Linked DNA regions of Homo sapiens: regions 1 and 3 are each linked to region 2. Evidence: chromatin loops called from intact Hi-C (ENCODE). Cell type or tissue: B cell. All regions are shown on one strand.

Region 1 (2,500 bases), 210 kb after region 2:
AGTGCAGTGGTATGACCTTGGCTCACTGCAGCCTCTGCCTCACGGGTTCAAGGGATCGTTCTGCCTTAGCCTCCTGAGTAGCTGGGATTATAGGCGCCTGCCACCACGCCTGGCTAATTTTTTTAGTAGAGACGGGGTTTCGCCATGTTGGCCAGGCTGGTCTCGAACTCCTGACCTCAGGTGGTCCACCCGCCTTGGCCTCCCAAAGTGCTGGGATTACAGGTGTGAGCCACCGCGCCCAGCCTATATGTAATAATTTTAATGGGACCATGAATTGAATATTTCTTCCTTGAATAGCAATGACATAGCCCCTTCTATTGTACATCTGCAAGCTGATACAGGGAATTCCTTTGTACCTGCGCTCTTCCCTGCCAGTCAGCTATGGGGGTGAAAGTGTAGGGGTTCATCCAAGTCCTAAAACTGGTAGCAACTCCTAGGGCAGGGCTGATCTGGAAGGACAGACCCTAGGGGAGGGTGGAACTTTAAAAAGAAGTTCTGAAGGTAGTAAGAAGGAAATGAGGAGTAGTGTTAGGAAGGGGCTAACTTTTTTCTTCTTGCTTCTCTTCTTTATCTCACCTGCCCCTCCCCTTGTATCCCTTCTTCCTTTTTCCCTTTCCTTTTTTGTCCTCACTTCATTCGTGCATCCTTTCTGATTCCTCTTACCTTGCTAAAAGGAGAAGTTTGTTTGGGTATCCTATATCAATGGCAGGAAGGTTGTTTTCTTCTTTACCTTTATCCTATAGATTCATATTCTCAACACCAACCTCCTCCTTTTTCAGTTTCCTTCTTGCTTCTCTTGACACCACAGAGTTTGCAGCTAGTACTTGGAGAGGAAAATTAAACAGAGATACTTGGACCAAGAGTAAGATGAAGAAAGTCTAAACAACAGTATAGTCTATAGTGGCAAGAGAGAGTATGGGGGCTGCTTAGCCAGGGTGGCTGTACATAAAGTATATCTTCAGTTTATATAAACTGCTTATAGATGGAAATCAGAAAATTTAAATTCTCTTAACTGTCCAAGAAAATTCTCATTTTTTCAAATTTGGGACTGATAAATGTGACCAGTTCTGCTTACTGTCCATTGCCTGAAATGGAGCTTTGAGGTGGACTGTATAATTTCTTCAATCTTAACTCCAAATTCTGATCAGCGACGCCCTCTGCTGTTCACTATTAATATTTATTTACCAATCAAAGTAAAGTATTGAAGTTTTCCTGGCAGTTTTCACTTTGTGTTTTAGTCCATTTAGGCTGCTATAACAAAATCCCTTAAACTGGGTAAGGGATTATAAATATTAGAAATTTATCTCTCACAGTTCTGGAAGCTGGGAAGCCCAATATCAAGGCACCAGTAGATTTGGTGTCTAACGAGGGTGTGCCGTCTGCTTCAAAAATGGCCCCTTGTTGCTGCATCCTCACTTAGTGCAAGGGGCAAGACAGCTCCCTTCAACCTCTTTTATAAGGGCACTTATGTCATTCATGAGGGCAGAGCCCTCATGACTTAATCACTTCCCCAAAGGCCCCACCTCTTAATAGTATCACATTGGGTGTTAGGTGTCTGGGAGGACACCAATCTTCAAGCCATATCATCTCACTTGGAAAAAAGTCAAAATAAAACCAGTAGATTTAATTAATATTACACTATTTATAGAAGCATGTGATGTATCATTCCTTGTATTAATTTCCTGGGGTTGCCGTAACAAGTTACCACAAACTAGGTGGCTTAAAACAATAGAATTTTATTCTCTCACATTTCTAGAGGCAGAAGTTCACAGTGTGTCAATAGGGCCATGTTCTCTGGAAGGCTTTAGGGGAGAATATATTTCATATCTTTCTCTTAGCTTCTCGGTGTCACTGGCAATCCTTAGCTTACTTTGGCTTTCTGTGTCTTCACATCATCTTTTTATAAGAACACCAGTGATAGTGATTAAGGGCATACCTTACTTTAATATGACCTCATCTTAACTAATTATGTCTTCAATAACCCTATTTCCAAATAAGGCCACATTCTGAAGTATTGGGAGTTAGAACTTAAAGCTTTTTGGGAGGGACACAGTTCAACCCATAACAACCCCTAAAATCGATATTTATTCTCAATTAAGTCTTGAAATTGGTTTCAAAAAGAGAATATTCTATTAGAGTTTTTAATGTATAGTTTTAACATATAGTTCTTTAGCCCCCAATTTTTTTTTTTTTTTTTTTTTTTTTTTTTTTTTTTTGAGACGGAGTCTCGCTCTGTCGCCCAGGCCGGACTGCGGACTGCAGTGGCGCAATCTCGGCTCACTGCAAGCTCCGCTTCCCGGGTTCACGCCATTCCCCTGCCTCAGCCTCCCGAGTAGCTGGGACTACAGGCGCCTGCCACCGCGCCCGGCTAATTTTTTTGTATTTTTAGTAGAGACGGGGTTTCACCTTGTTAGCCAGGATGGTCTCGATCTCCTGACCTCATGATCCACCCGCCTCGGCCTCCCAAAGTGCTGGGATTACAGGCGTGAGCCACCGCGCC
Region 2 (2,500 bases):
ACAAGAACCTCAAGCACTGCTTAGGCTCATGAAAAGGACTTCAGGTCCTGAAGGGCAAAGGCAGAGACAAGGCTGAAAAATAACCGACTCTCTGTATCCAAGGGTTCTGCATCTACGGATTCAACTCGTTGTGGATCAAAAACATTCAGAAAAAAAATAAATTATATAAAGTTCCAAAAAGCAAAACTTGAATTTGCCATGTGCTGAGTATGTTGAATCCATGCAGATGAAGTGATGTGTAGGCTTTGCATTAGGTATTATACGTAATCTAAAGACGGTTTAAAAGTCTAAAGGAGAATGTATGTAGGTTATATGCAAATATTATGCCATTTTATATAAGTGACTTGGGCATCTGGGGATTCTGGTATCTGCAGGGAGTCCTGGAACCAATTCCCCCTGCAGATACTGAGGAACAACTAGGCAGAGGCCACATCCCAGAGGGCCCAGGGAACCGGCATTCTAACTAAAGTGGAACTATCGGTAGAGCCATCCCCCAAAATGAAATCTCACATTGCACTCTGAAGAGACAGCTTGAGAACTCCACCTGCCACACTGCCTCTGCTTACTTGGAGGCCCCTGAGTCCATCTGATGTATCCTAGAACTCTGCAAAACACCATGTGAAAATTGGGGTTCTAGGGGGCAGTGCTGAGGGTTAAAAATTAATGGGTTCAGGCATATGGGAAAATAAGAGGAACCATTTGCCTAAATTTAGAGCATAAATTTGGAGAACGAAGAAGAAACACAAATGCAAAAACCAGGGCTCAAGATCAGGATCAGTCAAGGTTGATAATTCCAAGGGCCATAGTGGGTTAAAGCTGCTGTTCATGGTCAGGGTTGGGTCTTGACAGTGAGTGGGGATGGGGCCTGCAAAGTGGGAGGCAAATGCCTCCTCCTGCAGAGAAAGGGGGGCTGGAAAGTAGTGAAGGGAAGCAAGGGCTTTAGAGATTACAGATTTAGCAGCCATGTTGGTTGCCTACATGATTTAAAATGTGAATGAGATTTTTAAAGGTTTTTTTAAATATTCTTTAGCCTTAAAATGTGGGAAAATAGAACTTATGAGAAATGTCAATGGAATAAATGAATAAGAGAGTGAGGAATAAATGAATGAGTGAAAAACCACAAGCCCAAATGCTTTCCTCCATACATGTTCTAGAATTCTCAGGGAACTTGTAGTATATCTTTTTGACAGCAGATGGTAGCATTTTATGTCTTTCACCCTACAGAATTCTTGACCAGGGAAGCGACCTCAAAGATGGTCTGGTCCACTCTTCTCCTTTTGGAATTGAGAAAACGGGAGCCTAAGGGTGTGACAAGACTTTCCTAATGGCACATGACTTGGAGAGAGAGCAATACAAGTCTTTGGATATTAATCTAGTGCTCATTCCACAGGAAGGAATAAATAATATTTTAGCTGTTTTTGTGTAACACGAATAGATTTCTACCAACATATTCTCTCATCTGATCACCAGGCACTGCCATTTCTAAAGTTCATTTAGCAGTTATAGCTGCAATCTGTGGAGTGGAAAAGAGTAAATTCACAAGTGACTTACCTGAGATTCAGAAGCTCTGCCACTGGGTGATAGTGTAGTTCAGTGGTCAAAACACTAGCCCTATAATCAGACTAGGCCTGGGTTTGCATCCTGTCTCCATACTTCAAGCTATATGAACTTTGCTAGCTACTTAACCTCTCAAAGCCTCAGTTTCTTCACCTTTAAAATGGGCATAGTAATAACCAACTTAAGGGTCATTTGTGTGGATTGAATGTGATGATGCTTATGAAATAGGTAGTCCTACATTAAGCAATAATTATTACCATTATCACTGGTCTCATTATTACTAACTCTACACTGAACAATACATTAGAACAATAGCACCTTTTGCAACTAAACAGGAGCTATGAATTAATTAATTCAGTGCACTTCTATTTTAGAACATAAAATATACTAGATACTTTGCCAGCCAGATGTCTCAGGGGAATTAAAGACAGATAAGATCTGGCCCCTGCCTTTGAGAATTCCACTAAATTACCAAAGCTTGTGTTTGAGTAAATTTTACTGGTAAATGATCACCTTCAATTCAACAGATATTTGTCACACACACCCATTTTTATTCTGTCTAGCTGCTGCAGGGGGTATAAAGATGAAGAAGGCACAGCTCCTGCCTTCAAGAAGCTTATATTCAATATAGAAGTGGAGAGAGGAGGGAAGTGCACACATAGTTATGCTAGGGTTAAATCTCACCCATCCCTAAATAAGGTCTGTGGCTGGGATTTAGTAATGCTCAGTTGAAGGTGAATGTAGGAATGAAGAAATGAAGAATGTAGCTGAAGAAGACTCTGTAAGGAAGTAAAACTTTCAGTGACATAGAGCTGAGCCTTTTCACTTACTAACAGTGTGACCCTGGACGAGTTATTTAACCTCTTTAAGCTTGTGTCTCTTCCTTATCTATAAAATGAGATGATACTGCCTTTCCTTATTATTTTAGAATTGTGGTAAACAG
Region 3 (2,500 bases), 51 kb before region 2:
ATTTTAGTTTAATAATATGAGACTACAATTCTTCAATGAAGACAAACTCAGAAATTCAGTATCTTTGTTCACATTCTTCTGTATACTTTAGTCTCAACAGAGATGGGCCATAATCTGGGTCCAATTTCACTAGGAACTATGTCTCTAAATTTGGTTGCTTTCAGAGAATCTCTCCTCTGTCTCCCTATTGCAGGTCTCTAAAAATAGCAAAGACTGGTAAAGAGCTTTATACTTTTACCAGATGGTATCTCACTGAACCCCCAAACAGACCTGTAACATTTTTAGGAGGGTTATTACCCATTTGATAAAAGGAAGAAATTAGGAAAGGCTAATCAACTTGCTCAACACATCCAATACCAACAGACCTGGAATTTGAAACTAAGACAAAATATGTTATCACACTCTAGACTTGCCTTCGGCAGTGATGGTACTGATAAAAATAGACAAGACAAAAAAAAAAAAAGAATAAATGTTATCACACTGGTGCTAAAAAGGACTACTTGACAATTACTGTTCTCTTGAAGGAAATGCCCCATTATTTAGCCAGGAGACCTAACATGTTCTAGCCAGAAGAAATTCTCAGAATTTCTGAAAGGTTACTTCAAGGACAAAATACCTGTATTCCTCGCCTGTCCAGGGATCTGCTCTTACAGATTAGAAGTAGTCCTATTAGCCCAGAGGCGATGTCTCTCATGATGTCCACGTCACTGTAGTATGGTCTTGTTAAGCACTGGGCATCATTTTCTGTGGGTTCATCAAACTCTAAGATGTTCCACTTATAAGTATAGGTTTCCCCTGGTTGAACTGCTCTGATCATGGTGTTGTTCCTGCCTGAAAGAAAATATATTCAAAATTGTTTTCATTTGCAAAGTTATTTCATGATAATAAATAAATAAATAAGCTTTCGCTGGAACCAATTAATATTGCAAAAGGAATTCTTTTATTTTTATTTTTTTTAAATTATACTTTAAGTTCTAGGGTACATGTGCACAACGTGCAGGTTTGTTACATATGTATACATGTGTCATGTTGGTGTGCTGCACCCATTAACTTGTCATTAACATTAGGTATATCTCCTAATGCTATCCCTCCCCCCGCCCCCCACCCCCCCCCCCCGACAGGCCCCGGTGTGTGATGTTCCCCATCCTGTGTCTAAATGTTCTCATTGTTCAATTGAATTCTTTAAATATTCTACTTGGAACCTGGATAACATGTAGCCATTAGATAATGCTCCACTAGAGGCCACTATGACACTAATAAAAGACACCATATTTTGTTACCACTAAGAGACAAAACTCCTGAAGTGAGAAGGGTTTGGCTGTGATTTTTAGGATACTCCTACATGTATACTACCTGACTGCAGTAGTGACACCACCGGGCAAGGAGAATAGCAGAAAAATGTGGCAGCCTCTCAGAAGTTACTAGTTGGATTCAGTAGAAGTGAAAGATTCAAACCTGAGGTGAAAGAAGAGTTGACTTCATCTTCATAAGGCGAGAAGGTCACTCCATGAGGGTAAATGCTATAGGGGCGGCTGGCCATATTTTTGAACACGATCTACAAAGTTAAATCAAATTTATTCTAGGATTTAAGGTTGATCATGACAAATAATATAAGATACTAGCTTTGCATATTCACCTTTTGGATGGTGTGTGTGTATACATGTGTACACACAGTAGGAAAATTAGATCTGTTTATCTGAGCAGTAACCTCCCCTCATCACTTGGCAGGAGCATTGGAGAGAGTGTTTCACTCACACATTAAGGTGGAAAATGGAAAGAGAAGTCTGACTTTAGAGGATAGGTTAGGAGAAGTGACGTTTTCCTCACAGTATCACTCTCTCCAAGCAAGTCCTCCTTCCCCTGCCCTTCTCTTTTCAGCTTGGGCCACATCTCATTTTGAATCTGCTTCTCATCTCTAGACCATGATCCCCTTCCCCTGCCCGGTAGATTTTTTAGGACACTGTCTTTGAAGTCATCTTCTCAGCTAGGTTCAGTGGCTCAAACCTGTAACCCCAGCACTTTGGGAGGCTGAAGCAGGTGGATCACTTGAGCTCAGGAGTTCAAGACCAGCCTGGGCAACATGGTGAAACCTCATCTCTACAAAAAAATACAAAAATTAGCCAGGCGTTGGGGCGTGTGCCTGTAGTCCCAGCTACTTGAGAGGCTGAGGTGCGAGAATCGCCTGAGCCCAGGAAGTGGAGGTTGCAGTGAGCCATGATCACACCACTGCACTCCAGCCTGGGTGACAGAGTAAGACCCTTGGTGGGGGGGAAAAGCTACTTGCTTGAGAGGCACAGACAAATAGCCAGATCCTGAACTTTTAATAAGGTATGTCTACACTTGCTGAGAGCACATAAAAGGGATCAGAAATGGAAGAAGGGAAAGAGGCATGGAGAAAAAAAACTGCTTTTGTCCTTTGGCTATTTTAAATGAACAGAATAGACCTTGTCAGGTGCATAAAACACACAGGAGTCCTAGTTAGGCTCTTTAATCTGCAAAA

The links. A loop is a pair of places that touch in the nucleus more often than their neighbours do. Peaks named below come from ENCODE experiments on the same cell type or tissue, not always from the same donor. Only the 100,000 strongest peaks of a DNase experiment are listed, where the experiment ranks them.
Region 1: a loop joins it to region 2, with 19 times the contacts of the local background. A loop is called at or near these places in 56 of 110 quality-filtered maps.
Region 3: it touches region 2 in a loop (12-fold over the local background); 9 of 110 quality-filtered maps call a loop at or near these places.

What each region holds. Positions count from the first base shown.
Region 1 is chr1:169,808,655-169,811,154 of GRCh38, forward strand. The region is part of intron 9 of FIRRM (FIGNL1 interacting regulator of recombination and mitosis); the gene reads left to right. Among named protein-coding and RNA genes, the nearest start is that of FIRRM, 15 kb to the left of the region's middle. In B cell, CTCF peaks have their summits at 1,171 (motif pointing left) and 1,371; a DNase peak (open chromatin) is centred at 1,137.
Region 2 is chr1:169,600,080-169,602,579 of GRCh38, forward strand. All of the region lies in intron 10 of SELP (selectin P), which reads right to left. Among named protein-coding and RNA genes, the nearest start is that of F5, 15 kb to the left of the region's middle. In B cell, CTCF peaks have their summits at 1,209 (motif pointing right) and 1,409; a DNase peak (open chromatin) is centred at 1,212; H3K27ac peaks cover 1,314 bases.
Region 3 is chr1:169,549,185-169,551,684 of GRCh38, forward strand. It overlaps F5 (coagulation factor V), which reads right to left. Exons shown (of 25, transcript NM_000130.5): 9 at 1,456-1,555; 10 at 617-831. Among named protein-coding and RNA genes, the nearest start is that of F5, 36 kb to the right of the region's middle. In B cell, CTCF peaks have their summits at 1,309 and 1,511; a DNase peak (open chromatin) is centred at 1,267.